Linked DNA regions of Homo sapiens: region 1 is linked to region 2. The links are chromatin loops, found by intact Hi-C in ENCODE. Cell type or tissue: heart right ventricle. All regions are shown on one strand. Each heading gives the region's core, and the rest is flanking DNA. Links, peaks and the distances in the headings are about the cores only.

Evidence for each region. Peaks named below come from ENCODE experiments on the same cell type or tissue, not always from the same donor. Only the 100,000 strongest peaks of a DNase experiment are listed, where the experiment ranks them.
Region 1: it touches region 2 in a loop (2.5-fold over the local background); 3 of 110 quality-filtered maps call a loop at or near these places.

What each region holds. Positions count from the first base shown.
Region 1 is chr2:121,822,637-121,838,471 of GRCh38, forward strand. No RefSeq gene overlaps it. Among named protein-coding and RNA genes, the nearest start is that of LINC01823, 40 kb to the left of the region's middle. In heart right ventricle, for the core only: no CTCF peak of the experiment used is centred there; DNase peaks (open chromatin) are centred at 9,395, 9,899 and 10,308; H3K27ac peaks cover 2,521 bases.
Region 2 is chr2:121,968,621-121,984,455 of GRCh38, forward strand. All of the region lies in intron 2 of LOC105373592 (a long non-coding RNA gene), which reads left to right. Among named protein-coding and RNA genes, the nearest start is that of LINC01823, 190 kb to the left of the region's middle. RefSeq lists an enhancer at 7,437-7,944. In heart right ventricle, for the core only: a CTCF peak has its summit at 6,597 (motif pointing right); a DNase peak (open chromatin) is centred at 6,591; H3K4me3 peaks cover 433 bases; H3K27me3 peaks cover 409 bases.

The sequences.
Region 1 (15,835 bases), core at 4,540-12,539, 140 kb before region 2:
CATTTGGAATTGCCTTTTTTTGGTATGGTGTGAGGTAGGGGTCAAGGTTTATTTTTGCACTGCAGCACTATTATTGCTGTAAATCAGGTGTCTGTATGTGGAGGTTTCTCCTTTGTCTGATTAGTCTGTTTGTCTATCCTTGCGCCAATACAACACTGTCTTAAATGTCACAACTTTCTTAAGAAGGTCTTGATAATCTGGTAGTGTGAGCCCTCCAACTTTGCTCTTTCTCAAAACTATTTTGATTATTTTTTGACTCTTTTCATTCCATATACACTTTAGAATAAACATCAATTTTCACAAAAACACTTGCTAGGATTTTGACTGAGACTTTATTGAATCTATGAATTCATTTGGAGAGAGTAGATATGTTGATAAGATTAGATCTTCCAATAATATATCCAACTTCAGAGCGTTGGCTTTTACCAATTCCCCTGGGGCATCATTTAGCTGAGAACCAAATTTTATGTGACTTTTTTAGCCTGGGGGTTCCAGACCAAGTTGGGTGGGATAAATTTGAGCCCCAAATCTATATGAAGTCAGATTTGTGTTCATGAATTCCCAGATAACTATTTTATTTATTTACTTTCCACTTCAAGTCTAAGCTAAAATTTCTTTGTCATCCACCTGAGTTGGTGAGAATTTTTTCTTTTCTGGTTTGTACTTTTGTTCTTCATCAGACCCACTCCCTGTAAGCATCAATCCCCAATCCCCCGGGAGTTGCGAGCTCATGCCCCTTCCTGAATCCATCCTCCTGGCCAGGTTTCACAGCAGAAGCTCAAGGATTTTCTTGGCCCCTGGGGAGTTCTATTTCCTTCTTTCAGGGCTCTGTCAAGATTGAAAAGGCTGCTTACTATATTTACCCAGCATTTCATGGTGTTTGTGCTAGAAGATGGTGTTCTCTGATCAAAATTTCAGAAAAGGTGTTGTTCTGAGTAGCCACAATATAAGCACAGAGATGGGTCCCTTTTTCAGTTTGGGATATCTTTCCCTTCTTTGGTTAGCAGAGCGTTGTTCTTGGTTCTGACCAGGAAGCCTTGGGCATTAGGTACTCCTTAGCAGAACAGATGTGACCATGTATGAAGCCACCAAGTGTGAAATAGTCTCCCTGATAGAAGAGACCATGCCATGGGACTTCCTTCCACAGGACGTTTTATTATCAGCTGGCCCACCATCTTCAGTCTATTCTCAGCTTCCGTCTTCCTCCCCTTCTCATTGCCTCACTGTGGGGCATTTTGCTATATTTTCATTACCACCTTTGAGGGATATCAGCCCTCCTGGGGAGCCCTATATTTCTCATGAATAACTTCTGGTAATGAGGGTAGAGAGAGAAGGTTGATTATTTAAAAAAATAGAAAAAAACAGCATAAACTGCTGCATCTGAAGATTGTCCCTCACCTAACCCTACTTCTCACTGAATCCTTCTGGGGCATCCAGGCAGAAATAATTCTATCTATAAGTAACTACAGATAAAATTGTTAGACACTAACATAGCATTTGTGAATTAATTAAACCGGTGTAGGTATCAGGATGTCTGACTCTGTGTCAGGCACTGTGCTAGTGCTGCATAAGACAGACAGGATATACAAAAGAAATTATTCTGAGGCTTGTTAAAATGGCAAGGAATATTTTCTTCAAGGCTATGATAATATGGGAGGGAGATGGAACTCAACTCCAAATACAGCAGGGACAAATGGGGATTTGTAGGCCATGGGCAGGGTGAGGGAGTGGAGGGAAGATCACTAAGACCTTTGATCAAGTCTCAAGGGTGGAGGAGGAGGAGCTCATTTGGCCAAGTTGGGGAGGGTTTCAATAACCTAGCTCAGCAAGATTCTCCGCCAAAACCGGATTCGGTTATGAGGCTTGGACAAAGCCTGCTTGAAAAGAGGGCCAGAGGAGGCCGACTGAAGTTTGGGCAAGGAGGGAGTCCTTGTCATGGGTCCCTGATCTCATGGAGGTGTGAGCCATGGGATGCAAAAGGTGGGCCTGGCACCACCTTGAAATCCCTGCTGTAGCTTTGTTAGGGATGCCCTGACACTAGGTCCTGGGGTCCTCACTGTGGGGCATTTTGCTATATTTTCATTACCTCCTCATAGGGATATCAGCCCTCCTGGGGAGCCCTATATTTCTCATGAATAACTTCTGGTAATGAGGGTAGAGAGAGAAGGTTATTAGAAAAAAAAAAATAGAATAAAACAGCATAAACTGCTACATCTGCAGATTGTCCCTCACCTAACCCTACTTCTCACTGAATCCTTCTGGGGCATCCTGAAGTCTCACCAGTCACTTGAGGGCAAGCCATATGTTTTCTTGGATCTGGAAGCCTTTAGCATCATCCTCACTTGGTCTTCCATGGACTCCCAGGGGAAGCTTTACCATTCATTACTTGTCAGTTGCTGACTTAGTCCCCACACACTCCAGATGCCCAGAAAAAACACCTGCATTTTTCTTCCCAAGGCAACCAACATCTGTCCCAGCCCTGTCTGTTGCAGGAAGCAGCCTGTTTACTCCCTGTAGCAGGGTAGGAAAGAGTATGTTACAGCTGGCTGTCCCTCGGTGCCAGTCCAGGGCCACACTTCACACACATCACTGGCACCTCCTCTTTGCAAAGGTGCCCAAGGTCCAACTACAATACCTTGGTTATCTGGGGTAGGAGCATGTGCACTGTTAGCCATTCACACTTCAAGTAGAAAGAGTGACCTCTATTAGCTTAGAGGAAAGTCATGCTGAGAGAGTAGGAGAGCTGAATGCAGCAAAAGTCAAAGGTTAAGAGAGTCCTGGAGTGAGTGCAAGGGTGTGTGCACCTGTGGGCACACACATACACCCAGCCGTAGAGGTGGGACGCAGCAGGCCTGCATTACCCTTCCGGGATGTGTGGTGAGAGGATGGGGAGTGATTTTATTTGTTCAGCAAACATGGGAGCACCTGCTCTTCATTAGGGACTGTGCTGGGTGCTGCAGTCAGGAGGAGGAGGAGGAGGACATGGTCACGAGATATACAGGAGCAGGAGCAGGGGACAGTTGGAGGGACAGACAAGGAGAGACATGGTGTGCTGGCAGAGATTGCACAGGAAGTGGTGGGAGGGGACAATTGTACCTGAAGGGTGGGGCCAAGAGGGGCTCAGCCTCTGAACGAGTATTCAAGCTATGCAGTGTTTGCCAGGCAGGTGGAGATGCAAGTGGGAAGGGCATTTGAATGGAGGGAACAGCATGAGCAAAGTGCAGCTGTGGGGCTCACTCTGGGAACCGTAAGTAGCTTTTTGTAGGCAGGGAGACCTTTGGGCGTGAAGGGTAGAGATGGGAGACAAAGCTAGAGAGGCCCAGGAACTTGGAAACTGTGTCAAGTAATTTCAGATTTAATCACGCGGGAAACAGGGACCAGGAATCCGGCAGCTCCGAAGCTTGGTTCAGGATTCTGTCCCAGGGGCACAAGCTGGCTCATCTTGAAGCCTCTGTCCCCTCTCTCCACTTCTAGCACAGGGCCACTGACTTCTTTTCTAGAGCCACAAGTATTTCCCAGACTCTGAGCAGGAGCTGCACGCTGATAGGGAATGCGAATGAGTCCTTAGTTACCACCCACATCCCAGAGATGGAGCTAAGCCACTGAAATAACAAGCTGTTTCTCCCTTTGGCTCTTTCTGAAGACTGTGCACTACCCAGGGCCATTCCTGCCATTACTCACAGAGCAAAAAGCTGCTGGGGATAAATGAACTGCACCTCTAACCTCGGTCTGGCTCTGCACCCAAATTTCCCTGCAACTCCCCCAGATCACTGTCTTTCTGAAATGGGGGCCTTTTGCAGCTCCTCACCTGATGGATGGTGTGGGCAGAGAGGGAGCTGCGGCCTTGGAGTCCAGGTTCCTTGGCCTGTCCCGTGGCCTTTGTATTTGCCCTTGATATTTATGATGCTGCCAATTACCCTGATCCATTCAATTACCCAGAGCAGCAGTCACTGAACCTCCCCAGGCTGTGAGATGCTTGGAAAGCCACAGATATGATGACCACAGGACAGGGGAATATCAATTTTGCTTCCCCACAGTGTCCCCTCTGCCTAAATTTCTATCCTAGTGTTATAGCAAGAATAATGCCTGGAGTGGTGATTCTCAAGCTGGGGTGATTTTGTACCCCAGGGGACTTCAGCAATGTCTGGAGACATTTGGGGTTAATAAAACCTGGGGGCTGATACTATTGGTATATAAAGGGTAGAAGCCAAGGATGCTGCTAGACATCCTGCAATGCACAGGACAGCCCTGACAACAAAGAACTATACAGTACAAAATGTCAGTAGTGCTGAGGTTGAGAAGCCCTGATCTAGAGCACTGTGGGATACTCCACTTGTATAAAATTCCCTTTTTTTTTTTTTTTTTTGAGTCTTGCTCTGTCACCAGGCTTTAGTGCAGTGTCGTGATCTCGGCTCACTGCAACCTCCACCTCCCGGGTTCAAGCCAGTCGTCTGCCTCAGCCTCCTGAGTAGCTGGGACTACAGGCGTGTGCCACCATGCCCAGCTAATTTTTTATATTTTTAGTAGAGATGGGGTTTCACCATGTTGGCCAGGCTGGTTTCAAACTCCTGACCTCAAGTGATCCATCCACCTCGGCCTCCCAAACTGCTAGGATTACAGGCATGAGCCACTGTGCCGGGCCTAAAATTCTTTTCAATGGCCTTCTGAGCAGTCTCTCTAGTGCTTCTTATTCTTTTCTCTTGGAAGGGCCTTTCAATCCTAGTTCATCTGGCAAACTTCCATGCATCCTTCAAAACCCATCTCAGGTTCACCTTTTTTTTTTTTTTTTTTTTTTTTTGAGGAAGGCATCCCTGGCCTTCCAGAACCTGACTATGAGAGTTAATGATTCCCTTCTCTGTCCTACTTCTGTACTTGCACAGATTTTGAATGCAGATGCTTTTAAGCTACCAGTACTTCATCTCTATGTCTGTCTCCCCTATTCTCTTTGAAGAGAGGGATCCTCAGGTCCCAAGTCCTTGGGAGAATAGCTGAGGAGCTCACCACATTCAGGAACCAAAGTTAAAAAAATATTGGCTGGGCGCAGTGGCTCATGCCTGTAATCCTAGCACTTTGGGAGGCCGAGGTGGGTGGATTACTTGAGGTCAGGAGTTTGAAACCAGCCTGACCAACATGGTAAAACCCTGTCTCTACTAAAAATACAAAAATTAGCTGGGTGTGGTGGCAGGCGCCTGTAATCCCAGCTACTCGGGAGGCTGAGGCAGGAGAATCGCTTTAATCTGGGAGGTGGAGGTTGCAGCGAACTGAGATTGTGTCACTCCACTCCAGCCTGGGTGATAGAGCAAGACTCCATCTCAAAAAAAAAAAAAGTTAGAAAAATATTAAAAACATGAATGAAATTCTTTCTAAATTGAATTACATAAACCTCAGTCTTTCTAAACAGATTCTCTTTACTGGGTTTCCAGCTCCAAGGGCCTCACACAGTAATTACTTAAACATTTGTTAAACTGAGTTGATAATGAAAAGGAGAGAGGGTTTTACAACATGCAAATGGTCAGCAAATGGAAGAATCCCTGATGAGCACCGAGGATTTTCATTACTTGTTAAGGATTTGAGGTTTGGGTCTTTTCGTGTTGGTTTTATAACTTTTCTTGGTCAGATGAACTGTAGATTTGGAAGGTGTGTGTGTGTGTGTGTGTGTGTTTGTGTGTGTGTGTGTGTGGTGAAATGGTAAATGGTGCCAAGTGGCTCCTTCTTGGAAACGAATGACTCATTTCTCTTTTTTCATGCCAAGCAGGTGCAGAGAAAATGTTCACCCTGAAGAAATAAGCAATCCTAAATATAGGCTTGCTTAATGAGGGATGAATATTGCTAAGTAAAGAAGGCTGTGTTTTAGATTCCATCATTCCTGAAGCTCCAGCACTCCTCCACGAGGGCTCGGCAGGGATATGAGGCTTCTCGGGGGAAGGGGGATGATTTTCATTCCGCTTAACTATTTCCGAGCCATAGCTGAAGTGAGCTTTGCCTCCGCACCTGTTTCTGCGGTATGAATTGATTCACACGAGCGCGACAAAGGGGAATGATGTCAGTAATATGTGTGGCTCATTCACCTTCGTTTTGAAGTTTGACGTCATGTGGCGGTGGGTGAAGCAAGCTTTCTCCCAATGAAAGAAGAAGCCTCAGGGATAGAGGAAAACCTTAGGAAAAAAAGCTCAAAATCCTTTGCCCCAGTGGAAGCAGAAGGGCTTCCTTTGAGTGGCACCCAGAGTGTGCTGGGGCAGGCTCATACGCGCTCGTGGGAGATGATTATTAAATGCTCAGGAATTTTGCAAGCCAGTTGTTAAACTCAGCCATTATTAAAAATTAAATTATATAAGCTTCAATGATATAAACTCTATTTTAATTTTTTCTTGTCTTCTTTTCTTTTTTTCTGAGACAGTCTCTTTCTGTCGCTCAGGCTAAGTGCAGTGGTGCAATCACGGTTTACTGCAGCCTTGACCTCCCAGGCTCAAGCGATTCTCCCACCTCAGCCTCTGGAATAGCTGGGACTGCAGGCTTGCACCATCATGTCTGGCTAGTTTTTGATTTTTTATAGAGATGGGGTCTCACTATATTGTTCAGGCTGGTCTTAGAACTCCTGGGCTCAATCTCTCAAAGAGGTGGGATTTCAGGTGTGAGCCACTATGCCTGGCCTAAATTATATTTTAAAAAGATAACAAATACTCAAAGCTCATCACTTCCCCATTATTTTGCTACCATATAGTGAATGCCCTGGAGGTTATTTCCATTTACTGTGGCTGGGTGGTTACAGAAATACTGTGTGTGCTACTGTGCATCTCTCCCCAGTTTTGTGTTCCAGTATGTCATTGGTAGCATCCTGTAAATGGGAGTATTTACACCACAGAAATTGGCAAACATACAACTTGGGGCTTTTCTCTCTTTTCCAGAGAGCCAGTTTGTAAAGCTTTACCAGTATATCACTGTGTAGACCCATGGGGCATGTGGAGGCCGGGAGGGTGCAGTGGGGGAGGGAGTCCTGAGGACCCAGATTTGGCAGAATGACTTCTGGGAGTGGCCTTTCAAGGCGGGTGAGAGGGCACCACTTTCAGTAGCCAATGTTAAAAAAGAAATGAAGAATATTTTCATGGAAAGCTTTCTGGTGTGGTGACATAAACCCTTGTCTTCCTATACAGGATACACCAGGTGTAACGTAATCCTTTCTCAATGACCCAGGGACATCATTGTGAACCCCATGGGTGTGGTGAGTGGTGCTAGTGAAGGGGGATTCTGAGGTTTGGGAACTCCAGGAGGGCAGAGTTCTGCTGCGTCACCACCAGCCTCCTAGGGATTAGCACAGTGCTTGGCACATAGTAGGCACTTAGGGACTGTTTGCTGGAAGAAGGCGTCATGTTGGGTGTTTTATCCGCATACAAAGTGGCTCTGCACTACTGTGTGGCCTTTTTTCTTCTTCTCTTTTAGAGACAGGGTCTTGTTCTGTCACCCAGGCTGGAGTGTAGTGGTGTGATCAGGGCTCATTGCAACCTTGAAATCCTGGGCTGAAGCGATCCTTCTGCCTTAGCCTCCTGAGTAGCTAGGACAACAGAGGCACACCATCATGCCTGGCTAATTTAAATAATTTTTTTTTTTTCCGTAGATACAAGATCTGGCTACGTTTCTCAGGCTGATCTTGAACTCCTGGTCTTGAGCTATCCTCCTTCACTGCCCCACCAAAGTGCTGGGATTACAGACATGAACCACCTTGCTCAGCCTTTAAATTTTTTTTTCAAAATTTTATTTTAATTAATTATATTTATTTTTAAAGAGATGGAATCTCGCTCTGTTATCCAGGCTAGAGTGCCGTGGTGTGATCATAGCTGACTGCAGCCTTGAACTCTTGGGCTGAAGCAGTCTTCCTCTGCAGCCTCCACTATGTGGTTGTGGTCTTTGATGAGGTGCTGGGCTAAATGGCAGCAGGAATGAAAAAGGGACACATTTGAGAAAGATTTAGAGAGTAAGATAGACAGGACTTAGGTGATGGATTAGATATGGAAGGTGAAAAGTGGAAGATGAGTATTAATTTTGTATTTTTTAATTAAAAAATCTCAAACATACAGTAATGAGACTGGTGTAATTAAATCTATCACCTCGACTTAATCATTTTTTACCATATTTGCCTCATCTTCTTTATTGAAGTATTTAGAGTAAATTAGAATCATGTTGACATTTCAACTCTAAATACAATAGTACCCCCCTTATCCTCTGGGGATATGTTTCCAGATGCCCAGTGGATGCCTGAAACCACTGATAGTACCAAACCCTATATACACTATGCTTCTTCCTATGCAGTAATGAGGGCAGAGGTGGGGAGGGGAGGGTAGTGTTTACAGCGTGGATATGGTGGACAAAGGGATGATTCACATCCCAGGTGGATGGAGCAGGACAGCATGAGATTTCATCATGCTACTCAGAACAGTGTGCAATTTAGAACTTGGGAATTGTTGACTCCTAAAATTCCAATTTCCATTGTAGACCACAGTTGATTGTGGGTAATTGAAATGGAGGAAAGTGAAACCTCTGATAAGAGGGGACTACTTTAATTAAGCCTACATCCCTGACATCTCCAGTGTCACCAACACCAGTTCATGGGATCATTTTCCCCATTATCCCCAAAATATATTTTACAGACTTTGTTCAAGGGTTTCTGTATTTTAGGTTTTGCGGGTCAAGAGACAAAATCACAGGAGGCTAAAGATTTTTACATTTTACATTTACAAATCTAAAAATCATTCTTAGGGCTGGGCATGGTGGGTCACGCTTGTAACCCCAGCACTTTGAGACGCCGAGGTGGGCGGATCACCTGAGGTGAGGAGTTCAAGACCAGCCTGGTCAACATGGTGAAACTTCATCTCTACTAAAAATACAAAAGTTAGCTGGGCTTGGTGGCATGGGCCTGTAATCCCAGCTACTCAGGAGGCTGAGGCAGGAGAATCGCTTGAACCTGGGAGGTGGAGGTTGCAGTGAGCTGAGACTGCGCCACTGCACTCCAGCCTGGGCGACAGAGTGAGACTCTGTCTCAAAAAAAAAAATTTCTTAGCTCATGGACCACACAAAAACTGTTGGTGGGCTGATCTTAGCTTCCCGAGCCCTGATTTGCTGACCCCTGCCTTAACACTTGCCTGGGATAAAGTGGGAACCTTTCCTGGCTCCTTCCTCTTCCCCGTCTGGCTTCCCTTACTCCCTGACAGGTTTTCCCCAGGAGCACGCCTTCATAATTCACTTGTTCACAAATTCTCATCTCAGAGTCTGCTTCTGGGAAACGTGACCCACCAGACGGCCTGATGCTGCTGGACTCTTGCGCTGGAGCTTGATGGGAGGCAGCTGAGAGCAGGGCCGAGACCACTCCCTCCGAGTCCCTGGCAGACCGAGGAGCTGGATCCTGCTTGCCTGCAGGCTCCACGGAGAGTGGGTGGATGGGTGTGACTGGCTGGGACCTCAGTCTCCAGCCCAAGCCAGAGATGTTGTCATCAGACAGATGTGGAGAGAGGCCCATAGTTAGGCTTCGGTTGGGAGATATGGTGAATTTCCTGAGGGACCCTGTGTCTCTTAATTGGAAGAGCATGAGGCTAGGAGAGGGCTGCAGCCTCCTGGGCAGTCATGCAAGGGCAGCTGTTCTCTCTCCCACCCATCCCCAGAGGGATGAACATTGGGAAGGGGAGAGAAGGTTAACAAATCAGCCCTGCCCCAGGCCCCCGACCAACTCCAAGGCCCATGAACCTGGCCTATGCTGGAGGAGGGGTGGACAGGGAGTGCTTTGAATAGAAAATGAGATTGAAGCTGTAAAATGAACAGGACTGAGCCTTAAAAACCAGAATGAGATTTCTTTAATTAACTGAAATGACCACAAAATTATGGAATCCAACTGTGATGTCATTAAGGGAGCTGCTCCCCCATGGGAAGTGGTGGTGGGGTTGTGTGTGAGCCCAGCTGGTGGCGGATACTGAGAAAAGGAAAGCTTCCTGTGCACACCCCAGTGCACAGATGAAGAAGGAAGAATGAAATGGAGCTCCGGTGCAAAGTGGCATGCAGATTTCTCCAAACTGGGACAGTTAGCGGCTCCAGTGACATCGTTAGAAGTTACAGGGAAGGACAGAGAGATGCTGTGGGAAAATGGAGATGAATGATGAAGATCTGGAGAAAACAGATGTGGAAGGAAACAGATGCAGCCAGGACGATGAGCTTCTCCTCGAAGCTGCCTGAAAAATGATGGTTTCTATGGGATCCAGGAGGAGGGGTGGAATAGTGTGGCTTAGAAAGTTAGGGAAATTGAAATGAAGGTGAAGTTCCACCGTCATCCATCACGCCAGCGCGGTGTGGGACCCCTGCCTCCCTAAGCCGGTTTATTAATGATCCAGGACAGAGAGCCCAACAGTGCCTTTGTTAAAGTCACAAATGATCCTGAGCTGGGAAGCCTTGGGAACCACGGTGGGGAGGACTGACAAATTAATACCCAAATTAGGAGGTTGAAAATATATGCGTAGCAAAGAAAAGAAACTTTCCCTGGGAAAAAGAAAACCCAGTAGATACTGAATGACTGACTCTGTGCCTACTTAAGAGAAGAAAATTCCCCTAGCTGAATTCAGTTCTTTAAAAAGTTTGTGTGGTTTTAAAAACTGCTACTAAGTTTTTTTCAAAAATTGATTTTTTCTAAAAATCAATCTAGTGCTCTTTTTCCCCTCCCCTAAATCAGTGCACGTAGACACTCAACTCATCAAATACAGTACTGGAAAGGAGCGTTATTAACAATGACCTGGGTTCCAAGCCTTCATAAAATCATAGACTGGAACTAACCCATTTTAGATATGAGGGGCCTTGGGGATTATGAGCTTCCATTCTTCATTGCACAGATGAGGCACGGAGGCCATGAGCTTGAGTGGCAGTGCAGGCCCGGCCCTGTCAGACACTCCCACTGCCTCTCCAGTGTGCTGCTCCTCCTACACCCCACATCATGCCACTCCACTCTGCACTTATTGGGAGCTCACTTTAAGGGAGGTCATAGGGTAGTTCCTAGGGAACATGAAGGGGACACTGCTTGTGACATCAAATGCATGTTTTTTTTTTTTGACGGATACTTGCTTTGTCACCCAGGCTGGAGTGCAGTGGTGCAATCTCGGCTCACTGCAACCTCTGCCTTCCGGGTTCAAGCGATTCTCCCACCTCAGCCCCCTAAGTAGCTGGGATTACAGGCACCTGCCACCATGCCCAGCTAATTTTTGTATTTTTAGTAGAGACAGGGTTTCACCATGTTGGACCAAGCTGGTCTAGAACTCCTGACCTCAGGTAATCCGCCCACCTCAGCCTCCCAAAGGGTTGGGATTACAGGCGTGAGTCACTGCGCCCGGCTTAAACTTTTTTTAAATGAAAAGTTTCAAAGAGACACAAAAGTAGAGACTAGGCTGGTGAACTTTCGCTTACCCATCCTCTGGCTTCAATAGTTACCGAAATATGTTCAGTCTTGTTTAATTTTACACTCTGTCACTACTGCTATAGTTAATGCAAGTCTAAGATCTCAGATTATTTTTTCCCCATAAATAATTCAGTATGAATTTATAATATGATTGAATAAATTTATAATTATACATACTGAAATTATAAATTGTTAACAGAATTAACACCTAATAATTCCACCCAAAAGAATTGAAAGCAATTTATCAAAGAGAAATTTGTATACTTATGTTCATAACAGCATTGTTCACAATAGCCAAGTGTCCATCAACAAATGAATTGATAAACAAATGTATTATACACATACAATGAAATATTATTCAACCTTAAAAGGGAAATAAATTCTGACACATGCTACAATGTGGATGAACTTTGAGGACATAATGCTATGTGAAATAAGCCAATCACAAAATGACAAATGCCATATGATTTCACTTAGATGAGGTACCTAGAGTTGTCAAATTTAGAGTCAGAAGGAATAGAGGTGACCAGGGGAAGAGGGAATGAAGAGCTATTATTTAGTGGGTATTAAGCTTAAATTTTTTTTTTTTTTTTTTTTTTTTGAGATGGAGTCTCACTCTGTCACCCAGGCTGGAGTGCAGTGGTGCAATCTCAGCTCACTGCAACCTCTGCCTCCCAGATTCAAGCGATTCTCCTGTCTCAGCCTCCCAAGTAGCTGGGATTACAGGTGCACCACCATGCCTGGCTAATTTTTGTAATTTTAGTAGATACAGGGTTTCACCATATTGGTCAGGCAGGTTTCACCATATTGGTCAGGCTGGTATCAAACTCCTGACCTCAGGTGATCCACCCGCCTCAGCCTCCCAAAATGCTGGGATTATAGGCATGTGCCACTGCGCCCAGCTGAGTTTAAATTTTAAAAAACGAAGTGTTCAGAAAATGGATGGTGGTGTTGGCTGCACAACAATGTCAACGTCCTTAACACTACGGAACTGTTCACTTAGCAATGGTTAAGATGGTAAATTTTATGTAATGTGTACTTTGCCACAACTAACAATAAAATCAGATACAATTAAAAATATATTTAAAAAACCAAGGCAATCTGAATAAAATATTGACTTTAGTTAATAAAAAGTTATTAATAATCTGATTACCATCAAATATCCAGCCAGAATTCAAACTTCCTTCATGGCCTCACAAATGTCTTTTCACAGTTAGTCTCTTTGAAGCTGGAGTGAAACCAGGTCCCCACATTGCACTTGGAATCTTTAGAATAAGTTCTTAGAAGTGAAATGGCTAGCTAAAAGTATACACATATTTTAAAGAATTTGGCTGCATATTACAAAATTGCCCTTCATAAATTATGTATCATTAAGCTCCTGTGTTCACTTTTTTTAAAAGCTGAACTTTTGAAATTATTTCTGGAGAGACTCCCTCCCTGAGCTGGACATTCGTTCTTATGGGTCCTCATATTCTTGCCGGCTTCTGCGCCCACCTCCATCTACCTTCTTGGTTGTTCCTCTCAATTTTTCACTGTCAAGTTATAACTCAAACTGGAAATGTGTGCAAGAATGTTCCCAGCTCACCAAAACCCCACCTCCCCTTCACTCTCTCTGGGTCTCACCGGCTGCCAGACACCTCTCCACACGCCTCTGCCTCCTCCTCCCCTCCTCCCCTTCTGTTTCTCTGACCCATGGCAGCTTGCAGGTGTGGGTGGGGAGATGGAAAGTATGGCTGGTGGGGTGTTGGGGGGTGGGGGAGTGGGGTATGGCTTTAAAACAAGGGTTGCAGGAGGAGCAGAAACAGCTTTGAGGGGCTCTGAGGCGACAACCACCTGCTCAAATAGACATTTCTGTACCTTTAATGTCTTCGCCTTTGTGACTTTGACATCATAGTCTTCCTTGGGTTGTTAGCTTTAGAGCCCCATAAAAATGGTTGAGAGATGGAGCCACGAGAGAGGGAGGCAGATAACGTTTATTGAGCATGTGTTAGGTGCAGGGATGGCACTTGCCATCTCATCTCATCCATTCAAAACCCTAGGAGGTGGACATCACTTCCTGATGAGGAAACCAAGGCACAGAGAGGGTGAACAAGCCAGCTGGTTTAGGGGCTCCTGGTGTGCCTCGAAGCCCTCCCTGCCCCAGGGGTCTCTCCAGTCTGGGTTGGGTGACTGCTCTGGGTGAAAAATGACAGGTTTACTGGCGGGGGTGGTGAGGTGGAGGTGGCGGGAAGCAAAGTCAGCAAACAACTCAGTCTGCAAACCAAAGAGACAAAACGAAACAACACATGATTACAGAATTCATAAGCCCTTGAACTTTTCCTGAACTCTCCCAAAATTTCCTTTTAAAAATACTTTCAGGACAGAAATTAAACAAAAATTTGGAATCTTTTTTTACTTTAGCAAAATAGGAAAAAAGAATTTTTCCTCTGGAGCCAGGAGGCAATTGACAAGGTTTAGGAGGGAGCTCTCTTTAGAAGGGAATGTCTTCTGGCCCTGCTTTCTCACTCTGAGCCCAGAGGGGAGACCTGATTCAGGGGATTAAGCAGTCAAACGTGAGTCCTCGAGGTGCAGCTGGGGAGGAAGAGGAGGCCAGAATAAATCTTATTTTCATTGGCCAAATCTCCAGTGATCTAATTATAGCGGGAAGATATACTGAATGCCAGACCAAAGGAAAAGGCACGAAGCCTGCCTGAGTGTCAGCAATGTTGTTATCTGTGTTGCTGGGATTTGCAGAAGACCTGGTTAGAATCGACTCCAGACTGCTTGAAATGCAGGGCTGTTCTCATCTCAGCCATCCTGGAGCTTCTTTGGCTGAGCGCGTGCTTACAGGACTATGAGTGTGTGTGTCTTCCATGCGCTCATGTGAGGCGGCATTCCTCATTTCTGATACTGACAGGGTCTGTAACATCCGGCACAAAAACGAGAATGATCAAGGGAGGAGAGCCAAAAGCCTGTGATCTGAGTTCAGGCGGCAAGCATGAAGCTGCTTCGGTTTTAGGAGGTTGTGGCTGATGGGGGAAACAATTGAGAATTATAAACTCACAAACATGAGTTTGTTCACGAGATCTGGGGGGTGAGACAGAGAGGGTCTCTATGAAGCTGGAAACAGCTGGAACTTTAGAATGAGGGAAAAAAGAGGTTCTTCGCCTAATTGGGATGGATTTGTTAGGAATAAAAACATAGAAGATAGATCTATGGTTTTGTAGCTCTTCTTCCTGAACTTGGTGAAAGCAAACACCGATTATTTTTAGTACTACTTGTGTCCAGGTGGGCCTGTTTTATTTCTCTCCATCCTGAAGCCTGGAGGTGGGTGAAGTGGACCCAGGTAGCTTGTAGCTAGTCTAAATGACAGTGAGCTTCAAGGGGATCTATATGTCCTTCCCACTAGACTGTGAACTCGTCAAAGGCAAGGACCACCACTTCTTTTTCATCTCTCTGTCTCAGTCCTTGGTATATAGCAGTTGCTGCAAAACGATGACCGAGAGGCTCTTCATTGTGTGGCTGACTGTTTCATTCTGGTTGCAGCAAAGAAGACTCAGATAGGGAAGGAGGTAGAGATGCTCATCAACTTGCAGGGAGTGGCTGATGTCTTCAAGGGCTTATGGTAAAGTTGAGTGGCAAGTATAGACGTAGCCTTGTCTGATAAGAGGTGCTGGTGCCTGCCCAGGGAACAGGCAGCACAGCAGGGCTTAGCAGAGTTCTATCTTCAGCTGTTTGTGATGAACTCAGGCTTCCTGGCCCAGCTGCAAGTGCTTAGTCAGCTGCCTCTAAAGCACTGCTATTGCTACCTTATTAACAGCTGTATGCTACAAAGGAGGGCCTTCAAATTGAATTGCAGTGACCTGATGCTCCAGTTGTTGCAGGTGCGACTGGCTAGGGCTGGCATCGTGGGTGGTAAAAGAATTTACTAAGACAGTTGTAGTTAAAAAAAAGGCAGGTTTATTAGAGAAAGTATGAAAATATGTTACAAGAGTGCAATGGGCAGTACAGCAGAGAAGGGGCTGTCTGCCAAGAGGCAGGGGCTGGAAGGATGTTTTATAAGTTCGTGCTGAAGAGGCTACATGCAGAAGGAGGTATTTGGGAAAAGAATGTTGTGCCAGTGGATTGTATGTAATCAGCCATCTCCCATCTCTCAGAACATTGTTCTCCCCTACCTGGGGGCCCTTCCTCATTGTTGCATACTAATGAGGACTCCACACCAGTTACTGTTACTGTGTAACAGAAATCCCAAACCTGGTGATGTAAAGCCACTGCTGCTTTATTATGCTCTCAGATTCTGCAGGTCGGGAGCTTAAAGGGAGCACTGCCAGGACTGCTTGACTTTGCTCCATGATGTCTTGGACCTCAGCTAGGAAGACTCAAATGACTGGGGTCTGAAATCATCCAGAGGCTTCTTCACTTCTTTGACACATG
Region 2 (15,835 bases), core at 3,149-11,148:
ATCTTGTTGTGTGTGTTAGTGAGAGCTTCTCTACTGAATATTCCTAGAAAGGGAATTGCTTTCTGGTTATCAGCTTCTCAGGGTACAACAGCTACTTTTTAGGTGAGTTTTTGCTTCTCCACATTCTCACCAACACTCAGAATTATCAGGGATTTTCCCACTCTCTTTGCTGTAAAATGGTGTCTTATTGTTTGAATTTAAGTTTTCCCAATTCCTTGTGAGGCTGATATCTTTCCCTGTTTCTGGCCATTTGTTTTCCTCTTCTGGGACTTATCTGTATTTCTCGTTTTTGCCTAGTTTTTATTTTAATTGTGTTTTTTTCCTAAAAAATGTTTTTTCCTTCAGTTATTGCCTTTGTTTTTTGATGCTGTTTATGATGTTTTTTGTTACAAGAAAGTTTAAAAAGTTTAATGTGTTATGTTTACCAAAATTCTCCTATGTGGGTTATGCTTTTTGTGATTTCTTTACAAAGGCTTCTCTACGTAGGAGTTAAAAAGATAGCCTATTTTTCTCATAAAAGTTTAAAATTTGCCTTTCTCCATTTAGGCCTTGTGAAATAAAACTAAAATAAGACTCCAAGCTCTCTGTGATTAATAGAGACAGGCTCCCTGTGAATAATAGAGACGCTTCCAGTTTAAAAGCAGAACCAGGCAGCGATGCGGGCTGATGAAGAATGGTCACATGTCCTTGGTTCTCAGAAAAACCAGCTCCTGACAAACATTTTGCTTTATATCCCCGAGCCAGAACAGTTCCTATAACCAGAGCCAAAATAAACTGCTTCCAGAACATTCTCTTCCCCACTCCAATCCAGTTGTTTGAAAGAAACTTCTGGTTTTAGGGTTGGAAACTACTCAATCAGAGCTCGAATATTTGGTTCCATCTGAACTGAACAAGTTTGAATCCTTTTTAGAACAAATGGACCTGATTGAGAACCTGGGCAAGAACATTCACTCCCTTTGCTCTTCAGCGAGCACACTTTCACTCGTACTGAAGTCTGAGCCTCCCTAATCTGCAGATTGCTTTCAGGAAGGAAAGCTCTCTTTTCCCTCTGCAGATCTCATGGTATTTTGTTAACAGTCTTTAATTCTTCTGGGGTTATTTTTGTGGGCTGTTAGAGATGAGAATCTGATTTTATTCTCTTCCATTTAAGTTATCAAATGTCCTAGCACCATTTATTGAACAATCTGTCTTTTCCTTAGTGGTTTGCAAAGATGCCTCTGTCATTTGTTAAGTCTACGCACACGCTTGCCTGCCTCCTCCACCGGGTTACAGCTGAAGAAACTGAGTCCTGGAAGAGGTGAGCAGGTTGCTCAATGCCCTGCAGCTGTGGCAGCCTTTCCAAACCACACCACAGGGAAGAGGAAGTGCTCTCTGCTGGGATTTTCTTCTCATCTTTCTCTTCTTTCCTCCCTTCCTTCCTGCTGTCTCTTGTCTTTCTTCCTGCTCCCTTTTTCCCTTGTATTTCTTTTTTATCGCAGATAGGCTTATGTTTCAGCTTCAAGTCCTGTTTTTGTGCATGACGCAGCCATCAGAACACAGCTATTCTTCAAGCAAATGTTTTATCAAAAATATGGCTAGGTATATCACATTTCCTTTTCCTGAGCATGGGCTGGCTGGGCTGACCTCTTTTCCATTTAGAAGAGACAGATAGTTGGGGCTATTAAAATCTACAGCACTTTTCTTTGGCTCCTGGTGATTCATGGCTACTAATCCCTGTGGATATGTTTTTATTTTCTTGGATATATTGGATGTGCAGGTGGTATATATTGAAAAAGCCTGTTGTTTATTGACATGAGCCCAGTAAAGACTCTGATTAATCTAAAAAATAAATAGAGAAAAGTGGAAGGTCACACTCTGGATCAAGAGCTCCAATTATATCCTTGATCCCTGAGTTATTTATTTCCAGTTGAGAGAAATCCTCCCTGTGGAGGCGTCAGGAGATAGATGAAGATTATTAACAGGCGAATGTGTGCGGGACTCCTTTTCCAACCCTTTCCTATCCTTGCTGGCCAAATGTGCCTTCTCTAACTCACCATTTTGGGGACACATCTAGCATTTTCTTTTATAATTCTCTTGTCTTCAGTTGTTTTCAATGGCTTGGAGATATTCTGTCCTTTCCCTACAGCCCTGAGGCACCCGGAGGGTTGCCTTTTTAGGTTTGCCTGTGACTCGGAAGGGTTGGATGTGCCTGGTGAGGTTCCCCCAGGGAATTTAGGACAGTTTCTCAGCTGCCCACATCCATGGAGTCCTTTCCTGGGGGATGTTCAGGATGGTGGCACATGGGTCTTGGGGTGTGTGGCATCAGCAAGAGAGCCGTCCTGACTGTGGGTGGGTGGGTGGGTGGGTCTCATATGGGGCTGCACCCGTGCATTTGAGGATGGACTGCTGGAGCGAACATGAGAAAGGAAGTTGTATTTTGAGACTGAGGTTGGGTGACTGAGTCAGACTCACGCCCTTCCTCAGTCTTGCACTCAGGCTCTGTCACGGGGGTCCTGCTGCTCACTGCCCCTCCTTCACTAGCGGAGTTCAGGACGAGCATCTGCTTTTGTCTAGACAATGGAAGGAACTTTCTTGTAAATTTCCCTGGCTCTTTTCTCCCCTCCTGGCTACTCACCCTCAGCCCTGGCTGTCCTAGGGGACTTCCAAAAACACCAAATGCATCATGCTGCTTCCTTGGTTAAAACTCTTCCTGAAAGGGCTCACCTTTCAAATTGGAGATGACCTGGACATTGTGCACATCAGTTCTGTTTACATCCTGTGACCTGAACTTCTGTCAGAGGGAGGCTGGGAAGTGTGGCGCTCACCTGTGCTGACTTATGCCCACTGACAAGGCTGTAACCGGAAGACAGCCAGGGTAGATTTGGTGGTTAACTATCTGCCTCCACCATTGCAGAGGACTCTTTGACATTTGGTGGTGCCCCCATGGAAAGCCTTCCTCTCTTTCCCATCTCAATGTCACTTCCTCCATGAAGCCTTCCCTGGTTTCTCCCAGTTAGTTGCCTTTGCCACCCTCCCCTCAGCACCCTTGTGTTAGCAACCAGGTTCATTTCTGCCTACATGAAACAAGCCAATCACTGTGGTGATGATTTTTTTTTTTTCAAAAGAGAAAAGATTTTATTCTCAAGGCTGCCATGTGAGGAGACAGTTGAACAAATCTCAAATCCACCTCCCTGAAAATCGGGTGTGGGGGTAATTATAGGAGAGAAATTGTGGTTGTCTGAAGTGTGGGGAAAGGTGATTGGTGGGAAAGAGAGGTGAGGTAATAAGGGTTTTTGCACAAGCATAATGGTGCTACATGGCTCTTCATAGGACACATGTGCAGAAAATAAGTGTGTTAGCATGATTGGAGGGTGGAACTTTTGGCCTTCTGACATAGAAGCCTCTTTGGGTACCTATGCAGGCCCAGTTGAAGAGTTTGTGGTCCCAGCCGGCTTGAACTAAACAAGAGCTGACCGCTAGTTCCCAAAAAACAACCTGAAGCAACTGTTACTATCGTGAAGCACAGTCAGAGATGTTATTTATAAGGAAGCTAGTGGGAGTTTTAAGATCGACTAGAAATAAGCCATTACCCTAAAACTTAAAGTATAATAATAATAAAATTAAAAAAAAAAAGCAGGCAGGAAGGTTAAGTTTGGCAACTTAATCAGATTAGCCTCCAGTTTCAGTGGCATCCCTCCTTTGAGCACAAATTGTTTGTGCTGGAGTCCTTTGTTTCTTGTCTTTTGTCCCAAGTGCACAGCGGCTTACCTTTTTCATCTTTGCATGTCCCGTGCAGAGCATAGGGCAGGATGCAAAATAGGGCATGTGTCCTATAAGAGCCATGTAGCTCCATTATGCTTGTGCGAAATCCCCTATTAGCTCACTTTTCCTTCCCACCAGTCGCCTTTCCCCACGCTTCAGAATGAATGATAGGTAACTGCAATCTTGGGGGCCCCTTAGTGGTCTTTATATCAAAATATGTTTTTTTTAAAGAATTTTTAAAAACGATTTTAAAAACATCAAAGAAAGACTTGTGAAAGGCAGTCTTTATTACTACTGTTTGTCTTTCTCTAGTGCAGGGCTTCTGAAATCTCACCCAGGGAATATGTGAGAAATAGCTATGGGGCTGTACCCCAGACATTCCCTTGAGTGGGTGTGAGGTGAGGGCCTGGGGCCCCTGTGGTGCAGCCAGTCCTCAAAGAGAGATGAGGTTGCAGGAGCCCGAGGGAAAATGAACTATAGAGGGATCTTTGTGCTCCTTCCATTTAGAGATCAGGATGGGGGCCAAACTGGTGTCTGCCTTCCTTCTCTCTCTACTTTCCTTTTTCTGCCCCTCTCCCAGTGATGACTTTCATTATCCTCAGTAGCTCAGGGCTGAGAAATTCTAATCAGAAATGCATCCACTGTAGCCTGCAGCTTCCTAATTCTATCCAGCCTCCATGAATACAATCTGTGGTGATTATGTTTGATGAATTGCTGATACCTTTGTGATCCTGGATGTGGCATCCCCTGTGGGAGTTGAGCCTATCCCCCGGCTCTCGGCCTCCAGGCATTGGGCTCTGGGAAAGTTGTGGCTCCCAGCCAGCAGCTGCATCTCACCTGGGGCTTCTGGAGGAACTGCTCAGAGCTTCAAGGACCCTGTGGTCAGGCTCCTCTTTATACTGCTACTTCAAAGTGACAGAATACTGGCTGGCCACTGTGCCTTTCTGAAAAGGGGTGTAAAAAGAGGATAAGCTCCTTAGATTTTCCTGTGACCTTCCTCAAACCCATCACTGGCACTTCCAGGGAAAATGGATGATTTTAATGATAAAATATGCACAGGAAGGCATGGTAAAAAGCCAGCCTGCTGGAATAGAAAGTCATTGTTTTCCTGGACTCCAGTCAACTTGTAGGGGTCAGAAACTCTAAGGCTGCAGTGGCCAGAGAGGTAAAATACATGAATGAATTTGAGATATTGGGAAGCAGCAGGGACTGTGGCAAAGTAGCAAGTGTCTAAAGAGCATTCACATTCATCGTCTAAGAAAATACGGTGTTGCATATACAAAAATCAACTCAAGAAGGATTAAAGACTTAAATGTAAAACCCAAAACTATAAAAACCCTGGAAGACAACCTAGGCAATACAATTCAGGACATAGGCACAGGAAAAGATTTCATAATGAAGGCACCAAAAGCAATTGCAACAAAAGCAAAAATTGACAAATGGGAGCTAACTAAACTAAAGAGCTTCTGCATAGCAAAAGAAACTATCAACAGAGTAAACAGACAGCCTAAGGAATGGGAGAAAATTTTTGCAAACTATGCACCTGACAAAGGTCTAATATCAAGCATCTATAAGAAATTTAAACAAATTTGCACCAGGGTCTGCTTTTAGCACTGTATGAATATTAACCTCTTTAAACTTATGAAGTGGGTTTTATGATTATGGTCCCCATTTTACAGGTGAGGAAACTAAGGCTCAGGGAGGTTAAGAACCTTGCTGAGTGTTACCCAGCTGGTAAGGAGAAGATCTAGGATCTACATGCAGACAAATGAGCCCCAGAGCTCTTGTTCTTAACTCTCCATATTACCTCCCTAACTTTTCTGATGTCACACAGCTACTGAATAGTAGATCTGGGATAAAAGCCAGGTGAGTCCCATTCCAGACCCTGAACTGGGAGTCCTAGGTACACTTTGCCACCCCCAAGGGGAAAGACTCGTCAGGTCGAGTGTAAAAAGGTGTCTTTTTAAAATAAGAGATTCAGTTTCGAATGTTTGTTTAATGCAAACTAGGCAGATAGTGCAGCTAAAACCAGAAAGAAATAAGACCAGACCACAGCAAGTAACATGCATAAAAGGAGGAGTGTGTGGCTCTGGGCAAACCAGGAGTTGGGTGGGTACAGGTGGGGCAGGTAGCAGGATCCTACTAGGATTTGGAGCAAAGACAGAGCCATGGCAGTTGGAGTCCACATATGTTCCTTCTGAAAACAGGCATTATTTAGTATGTTGATTATGCACTGTGTTAAAGTAGAGTGTATTAACAGAAACTTCGGCGTACAGCAAGGCCAACAGATCGAATTGCCATTGAAAAGACTGTTTGTTATTCACAGTTCCCAAGAGGAGGGGGCACCCCATGCCAAGGGGCCACACTAGTTTTAGAACTGCCTCACTCTGGAAGGGGAAGTCCCTCCAGGGTAAGCAAGGGCCCCAATGTCAAAGCATCAAGAATATAGAAAACAAAAGACAAGGTCAGTACACCGACCTTGGTCTGACTTCTCTCCAGGGCATAGTATTACTGCCTACTTTGGGCCTTAACCTATTTGCAATTCATTTTTTTCTGGACATTTTGCTGCAAAGGCTGAGCATATCATGAGACTCCTCCCTCATGTGATTCTTGGGCTCAGCATGGGCTGGCTGCATGGTGAAGGGACATGTGACTTTGCTTCACCCATGCCCAGATGCATTACTGTGCACCCCCGGCCTCTCCTGGTGTCTCGGTGCCCAGGGACTGGAGCCGGGCCAAGGGCAGGTCGTCATTCTGTTGTGGGGAACAAGCACTGCCCATTGGAGTCCACACCAAGGCAGGCACCATTCACTCTGTAGGTTTGTGTATTTATTATAATAAGCTTCCAGCAGATGGCAGTAAAGCGTCGTGATCTAACAAAGTCTATTAGGACGATGTTTCTGACAAACAGAAAGTGCCTGTAGGGTGCACTCTGCTCCGAAAGGGTCCACGCCCAGTGGCCCAGCAGTCCGGTCTCAGAGGCCACCGTGCATTATCCCACTCTGCAGGGTCTGCAGCTACACCTCTGTTATCCAGGAAGAGATGGCTTCTCTGCTTAGCCCCAAGGCAACGTTCCCTGCGGTTTTACAGCAGCCTCCCTTTGGACTCTGCTATCTGAGCCCTGGGAGGGAGCACTGAGGTCCTGGAAGGTCACAGGGGGGTGCCACATACTTCAAGGGGAGTGTCACATACTTCAAGGGGAGTGCCACATACTTCAAGGGGGGCAGCACTTGAAGTCTGAGGTCCTGACAGCCAGGGGGAGAGGGAGGACTCTGGAACCTGACAGGCATAGCAGGTATGAGGTGATGGCTTAATGAGTCCTGCACCAGGGAGGGACCAGGCCTCTAATGGATTAGATCCAACTACTTGGACACTTAATGAAAGGGGGGACAAGGAATGCGTGGCCTTGTCCTGTGCTCTTTTCTGCCAGGGGTGTTGCTGACGTGGAGGGGGTGGTGATGGAGCCAGGCCAGAGCCCCCTGGCTCTTGCTGTGCCCCGGCCTAGGGCAGGGCCATTGGTGTTGTAACATCAGGCTCTGGGTCCCTCTTGGGGAGGAGCTGTCTTTGGGAAAAGTCTTGAAACACCACTGAGAAAGAGGGTGCTAGAGGGGTCTCAGGTCACAAAAAGGATGTTAAACTGCTTTTAATGAGACAATGAGGACGATTTGTTTTATATCCTTTGAAAGAGGAGAGGTGAGGAAGGAGGCCGGAGGAAGAGGAGGGAGTAGCAGGCAAGATGGGGAAACCTGGAGTTCCAGCCAGTGCGGGTGCTGTCCGGACAATGGCCTCTGGGCGCGGGTCAGCGAGAGGGAACAGGAATGCCTGACACCTGATTCGGAGTTGACTGGGCTGCATGCTGTGGGAGCCGGCCCCATGGACACCCCTCCCCTCGTCTTCAGTGAAGTTTACTTGCCAAAGTTTCACATGAAAGTTTTGTGTTATGTGCTGTGTGTGTACGTGTGTGTGTGTGTGTGTGTGAGAGAGAGAGAGAGAGAGAACTGGGGAAAGCCTCAGTTCACATCTGGACCAGTTGATGTGGCACAGAATAGAGGAGGCATGAGTGGAAGACAGCCCAGAAGCTGCCTGGGCCGTGCCCCTGGAAGTCCCTCGGGATTCTGCAAAATCCTGGTGAAGGCTCCACACACTGGAATTAGGGATTTTATTCACTTTTACCCAGATGTCGAGAGTTTGGGTTGTTCCAGTAGATATCGGAGTCACACTGATAGCTATGTACGTGGAAGGGCTTTTGGAGGCCCTCCTGATCTGTCAAGGTGTCTGTACACATGCAATGTTCCTGAGCCGAGCAAATATGAAAGATGGTCCACCCCATGCCCCCAACAAAAGTGTCCTATCAGTTAGAAGAGTTTACTGCTATCATTGTCTCTTCAGCCACAATGACACTGAGGAGAAGCATTCAAGTAGATTCAATTCTTTAATAGATACACTTTTTAAGAAATGAATTTTGAATGGCTTTATATTCGCTCATTCATTCACTGACTGATTCCATGTATTAGCACCTAATGTGTGCTGAGAACTGGCCTAGGCACTGGGGAGCCATGGAGAAGGTGGCTGCCCTTAAGCAGATTTCAGGATGTAGGGGTGGGGTTGATCAGAGTAACAAGAATATAGCAGCTCAGGGTCACATTTTTAGCAGCTACTTTTAATTTGCTTGACAATCTAATTTGCTTGACAAACTGTGTCAGGAAAGTCCCTGGGTAGAAATTACTTCGTGCTAGAGAAAATACAGGCCTGTTTTCCAGCACGGGTCTGATGTGCTTATCAAGTTTCTGTTGAGAGCAGGAAGAGAGGCAATAGGATCAGGGTGGGCCCGACCCAAAGTAATCCTTGGAGGAGAGTCTCAGGGCAGTGTGGCCTTACCCACTCTGCTTTTCTGTTACTGAGATTGTATGCATTCTTAGTTTCATGCTGGCTCTATAAAGGCATTGCAAAATTGTTCTTAAAACCAGAGGATAAAATTGCTTTGGAGAGCTCTCATTTTGGTCTCCTGGTGGGTTGTAAGTAAATACATTCTTGGAAACTGAGCAATGAAACTCTGTTGTATCAGGCCAAGAGGACGAGGCAGCAGCAAAACTTATGCTGCTTTGGGTGCCCAGCCGTCTGTGGTCTACAGGGAGGTGCCATCTTGGGTGCCAACAACTGGGGAATTCACACATCTGGTGCAGAGTAAGGGCTCAGCACGTGCCTGGTAAAGGAACAGAAAAAGGATTGATACACAGTGCCACACACCACACCCTTCCATTTAAAAACTTAAGTATAATCCACCCTTTTTAGTATACAGTTCTGAGAATTAAAAAAACAAAAACAAACAAACAAAAACACTGCATAGTTGTATAACCACAATCAGAATAAGGAATTCTTCTGTAGCCCCTAAAGTTCTTCCAGCTCCCAACAAACACTGATATATTTGATATCCTTATATTTTTGACCTTGCAAAAATGTCATATAAATGGAATTATACAGTATGTAGCCTTCTGGGTCTGACATTATTCACTTAGCATAATGCATCTGGCATTCACCCATGTCGTGTGTGTTAGTGGTTTGCTCCTTTTTCATTGTTGTGTAGTGTTCCATTGCATGGTTGTAGCATAGTTTGTTTATTAATCAGTTGAGGAAACTTTGGGTTGCTTTCAGTTTTGGGTGATTACGGAAAAGTTGCCATAAATGTTCATGTACAGGTGCTTGTACAGACATAGGTTTTAATTTCCCTTGGGTAAATAGCTAGAAGTGGGATTTCTGGTTGGTATGATATGTTTAACATTGTAAGAAACTGCCATATCATATATTCTAAAGCATATAATTTTGCATTTGCATCAGCTGTGTGTAGGAGTTCCATTTGCTCTGCATCCTTGTTAGCACTTGGGATTTTCCGTTAAGCAACAACAACAATTAGCTATTCTAACAGGTGTGTAGTGGTATCTAATTATTTTAATTTATACTTCCGTAAGGATGAATGATAATGGGCATATTTTTATGTGCTTATTTTCCACTGGTACATCTTGGCTAAAGTGACTGTATAAATCTTTTGCCCATTTGTGGCTGGTTTGTTTTCTTATTCAGATTTGAGAGCTCTTTATGTATTCTGGATACAAGTCCTTTATCAGCTACATGCATTGCAAATATTTTCCCTCAGTTTTTGGCTTTTTTTTTTGTTCTTTTAACAATGTTTTTCAAAGAATAGAAGTTCTTAGTTTTGATGAAATTCAATTTATCAAACACTTCTTTTATGAACAGTACTTTTGGTGTCATGTCTCAGAATTCTTTGCCTAATCCCAGGTGTATTAGTCCATTTTCACACTCCTATAAAGACATACCTGAGACCAGATAATTTATAGAGAAAGAAGGTTTAATTCACCCACAGTTCTGCGTGGCTGGGGTGGCCTCAGGAAACTTACAATCATGGCAGATGACAAAGGAAAGCCAGCATTTTCTTCACAAGGTGCAGGGAGAGACAGAGAGAGAGAGGGGGAGAGAGAGAGAGAGCGAGCGCAAAGGAGGAACTGCTAAGCACTTATAGAACCATCAAGATCTCATGAGAACTCATTCACTGTCATGAGAACAGTATGGGAGAACCACCCCCATGATGCAGTCACCTCCCATCAGGTCCCTTCCTCAATATGTAGGGATTACAATTCGAGATGAGATTTGGGTGGGGACACAAAACCAAACCATATTACCAGGTCATGAAGATTTTCTTCTGTGTGTGTGTTTATTTAAAGTTTTATAGTTTATATTTATAATCTATTTTTAGTTAATTTTTATGTAGGGTGTGAAGTTCAAGTCAACGTTCATTTGCATATGAATGTCCACTCGTTCCAATATTATTTGTTAAAAAAATTATCCTTTCTTCCTCCAATGAATTGTCTTTGCACCATTGTCAATTTACCATATTTGTGTGGGTCTGTTTCTGAACTCTTCATTTTGTTTCATTGACCCATGTGTTTATTTCTTCACTAATACCATGCTGTCTTGATTATTGTAGTTTTATAATAGGTTATGAAATTGGGGAGTTTGAGTCTTGAAAGTTTATTTTTTTTTCAAAATTATTCTGGCTATTCTAGTTTCTTTGGCTTTTCATATAAATTTTAGAATCAGGTTGTCTGTATTATAAAATATCGGGCTTGGAGTTTTACAGAAATTGCATTAAATCAATAGATAATTTGGGAAGAATTGACATCTTTACTACACTGAGTCTTCCAATCCATGAACACTGTATGTCTTTCCATTTATTTAGGGTCTCTTTAACTTATTTCATCAGCATTTTATAGTTTTCAGTCTATAAATCCTGTAATTTTTGTTAGATATATTCCCAAATATTTTCTTAGAGTTGTTGTAAATGGTATTATTTTTATTTTTTGTTTTCAGACATATAATTAATTTTAAAATGTTGACCTTTTATCCTGTGACCTTGCTAAACTCACTTATTATCCTTAGTCCTAAACTCACTATTAGCCTCATTTATAACCCTTAGACCCTACCCCTACTTTTTTTTGATTCCTTGGAATTTTCTGTGTGAACACTCATGTTATATATGAAAATGGATAGTTTTGTTTCTTCTTTTTTAATCTGTATACTTTTTCCCTCAATCATCTTAATATTCTGGCTTTAACTTCTAGTACAATTTTGAATAAGAGTGAAGAGAGTGGACATTTTTACCTTGTTGCCAGTTTTAGGATGAAAGCATCCTGTCTTTTACCATTATGTTTGACATTTACTATAGGTTTGTTGTGGATGCCTTTTATTAAGTTGAGGTAGAGCTCTCTTTTATTCCTAGTGAGTTGAGAGTTTTTGTAATGAAAGGATATTAAATTTTGGCAAATGCCTTTTCTGTATCAATTTATATGATTATGAAGTTTTTCTTTTTTAGATTGTTAATGTGGTATATTATATTGATTGATTGATTTTTGAATGTTGAATCAGACTTGTGCTCCTGGAATAAACCCCACTTGGCCATAATTATTATTCTTTTTGTATATTGTTAGATTCAACTTGCTAAAATTTTGCTGTAGATTTTTGCATCTGTGTTTATGAGGGTTACTGGTCTGTTACTTTATTTTCTTGTACTGCTTTTGGCTTTGTAGCTAAGCTAATGCTGGACTCATAAAATGAGTCAAACTCTATGCTAGAAGAGATTGGTGTTATTTCTTCTTTAAATGTTTGGTAGAATTTTCAGTGAAGCCATCTGGCCTGGAGATTTCTTTTCCAGGAGGTTTTAAAGTATGAATTTAATTTATTTAATAGTTATAGGACTACACAGGTTATCTGTTTTATTTTAAATGAATTGATTTATTTTGGTTTTCAAAGAGTTGGTTCATTTCCATTGTCAAATTTTCTTGCATAGAACTGTTTATGGTATTGCTTTATTACATACATATATATATATATAGATATGTATTTTTTTTTTTTTTTGGAGACAGAATCTTGCTGTGTCCCCCACGCTGGAGTGCAGTGGCATGATCTCAGCTCACTGCAATCTCTGCCTTCTGGGTTCAAGTGATTCTCATGCCTCAGCCTCCTGAGTAGCTGGGATTACAGGTGCCTGCCATCACGCTCAGCTAATTTTTGTATTTTTAGTAGAGACGAGGTTTCGCCATGTTGGCCAGGCTGGTCTCGAACTCCTGACCTCAGGAGATCCGCCCACCTCGACCTCCCAAAGAGCTGGGATTGCACGTGTGAGCCACTGTGCCTGACCATTGTATTATATTTTTAATTTCTGTGGCATCTGTAGTGATATTCCCTTTTTCAATCCTTATACTAGTAATATGTATCTTTCTTCTCTTTTTCTTTTTCTTACTAGAGGTGTACTCATTTTTGATCTTTTCAAAAAAGTTAACTCTTATTTTAATAGATTTTTTCTATCATTTTTTCTGTTTTCAATTTCATTGTTTTCTGCTCTTATCTTTGTTATTTCTTTCCTTCACATGCTTAGGCTCTATTTTGTTCTTCTTTTTCTAGTTTTTTAAAGTGGAGGCTTAGATGATTAATTTGAGGCATTTCTTCCCTTTTAATGTAAGCATACCATACTCTAAGTTACCCATAAGTATTGCTTCAGCTGCATCTGACAAAATTTGAGAATTCAGATCTGCATTTTCATTCAGTTTAAAAGATTTTCTAATTCACCTTATGACTTCCTCTTTAACCCATGGACTATTCAGATGTGTGGTTTTCAATTTCCAAATGTTTGAAGATTTTTTTGGTTATCTATTATTGTTTCTGGTTTAATTCCATTATGGTCAGACAGCATTCTATGTATGATTTTATTTTATTTTATTTTATTTTATTTTATTTTATTTTATTTTATTTTATTTTATTTTATTTTATTTTTTGAGACGGAGTCTCCCTCTGTCGCCAGGGTGGACTGCAGTGGCGTGATCTCTGCTCACTGCGACCTCTGCCTCCCAGGTTCAAGTGATTCTCCTTCCTCAGCCTCCTGAGTAGCTGGGACTGCAGGCGCACACCACTATGCCTGGCTAATTTTTGTGTTTTTAGTAGAGCTGAGGTTTCACCATGTTGGCCAGAATGGTCTCTATCTCTTGACCTCGTGATCCTCCCATCTCGGCCTTCCAAAGTGCTGGGATTACAGGCGTGAGCCACCACTCTCGGCCTATATGATTTTAATTCTTTAAAATTTGTTAAAATTCGTTTTATGACTAATACATATGATATGTATTAGTGTATTCGAGGAGAATGTATATTCTGTTGCTATTGGATTAAATGTTCTACTTATAGCAATTAGATCCAATTGGTTAAAGCTATTGTTTAGTTCTCCTATATATTTGATGATTGTCTATGTACTAGTTGTATTGATTATTGAGAAAAAAAGACTACTGAAGGTTCTGTAAAGGACAGACACTAGGATGGTACCCAATGATCCCTGTGTACTGTTCACCCTCTCATATAATTCTCTCCCCTTGAGTATGAGTGGGACCTGTGATTTACTTCTAACCACTAGGATATGGCAAAGGTGACAGATGTAACTTCCGAGATTATGTTACATTATATGAGTCCATCTTCCAAGAAGATGTGCTCCAGGAATTTCATTTGCTGACCTTGAAGGAGTAAATAGTTGTGTTGAGAGGCCCATGGGGCCGGAAACAGGGTAGTTTCTAGGAGTTGAGGGAAGTATCCACCCGACAAGCAGCAAGAGTCTGGGGCTCCCAGCCCTATAGCCATAGGGAAATGATTTCTGCCAAAAACCTGAGGGAGCTTAATAGCAGAAGCTTTCATAGTCAAATTTCCAGATGAGAAATCAGCCCTGGCCCACACCTTGATTGCAGCCTTATAAGACCCTAAGCAGAAGATCCAGATAAGTTGTACCCAGACCCCACCCACAGAAGCTGTGCAATGATTGATGTGCTGTGTTTTCAGCCTGTGAATTTGTGATAATTTGTTACGCAGGAGTAGAAGCCAATATGACTTCAACTTTAATTGTGGATTTGTTTCTTTTTTTAGTTCTGTCGGTTTTTGCTTCATGTATTCTGAAGCTCTGTTGTTAGGAGCTTATTCACTTAGGATAGTTACGTCTTCTTGATGAATTGGACCTTTTATCATTATGTAATGTGTCTCTTTATTTATGATAATTTTCTGTGCTCTGAAGTATGTTTTGATGATATAGGCATTTCCTTCCTTCCTTCCTTCCTTTTTATTTTTTTTGACAGAGTCTCACTCTTTTGCCCAGGCTGGAGTCCAGTGGTGTGATCTCGGCTCACTGCAATCTCTGCCTCCCAGGTTCAAGCAATTCTCCTACCTCAGCCTCTGAGTAGCTGGGATTACAGGCATGGGTCACCAGGCCTGGCTGATTTTTGTATTTTTAGTAGAGATAGGGATTTCACTGTGTTAGTCAGGCTGGTCTCGAACTCCTGACCTCAAGTTTCTGCCCGCTTCGGCCTCCCAAAGTGCTAGGATTACAGGTGTGAGCCACTGTGCCCAGCCCCAACTTTCTTTTTATTAGTTTTTGCATGAAATGTCTTTTTCTATTGTTCTACTTTTAACTTACCTATCTCATTATATTTGAAGTCAGTTTGCTAATTCCTAACTAAGACCATTTACATTTAATGTAATTATTGATATGTTTGGATTTAGCTCTACCATTTGATTTGTTTTCTGTTTGTTACCTCTATTTTCTGTTCCTTTGTATGCCCTTTCCTGACTTCTTTGGCTTAATTGAATACTTTTTAATATTCCAAAATATAAATAAATAAGTTTATTTATTTTAGTGCTTGTTCTAGGGATTACAATATATATATATCCTTAGCTTTTCACATTTAAGATTTACTCTGTAAAGTAATTCTGATTACTTTATATTGACTACGGATTAGGTTGATTACTTAGAATTAATGTTTACTATGTTTTACAATCAAGTAAAATCATCAATCTTACCACCATATAACTCCGTTTATACTCCTTTTGTGTTACAATAGTGCTATGTATTGCATCTACTTACATTGAAAATCCATCAGATAATACTATAATTTTTATTTCAACCTTCGAACATATTTTTAAAACTCAAGAGGGAAAAATAGCCTACTATATTGATATGGTTTGGCTGTGTCCCACCCAAATCTCATCTTGAATTCCCATGTGTTGTGCGAGGGACCTGGTGGGAGGTAATTGAATCATGGGGGCAGGTCTTCCCTGTGTTGTTCTCGAGCTAGTGAATCTCGTGATCTTGTGATAGATCTCATGAGATCTGATGGTTTTGAAAAATGGGAGTCTCCCTGCAAAACCTCTCCCTTTGTCTGCTGGCATCCATGTAAGATGTGACTTGCTCCTCCTTGCCTTCTGCCATGATTGTGAGGCTTTCCCAGTCACGTGGAACTGTAAGGCCAATTAAACCTCTTTCCTTTGTAAATTGCCCAGTCTTGGGTATGTCTTTATCAGCAGTGTGAAAATGGACTAGTACATATATTTACCATTTACCCAGATATTTACTATTTTTCCTTTATTCCTGGTGCTCCAAGTGTACTTCTTTTTTTTCTATTTATTTATTTATTTATTTATTTATTTATTTTTTGAGACAGGGTCAGGCTGGAGTGGTATAATTGCAGCTCACTGCAGCCGGGAACTCCTGGGCTCA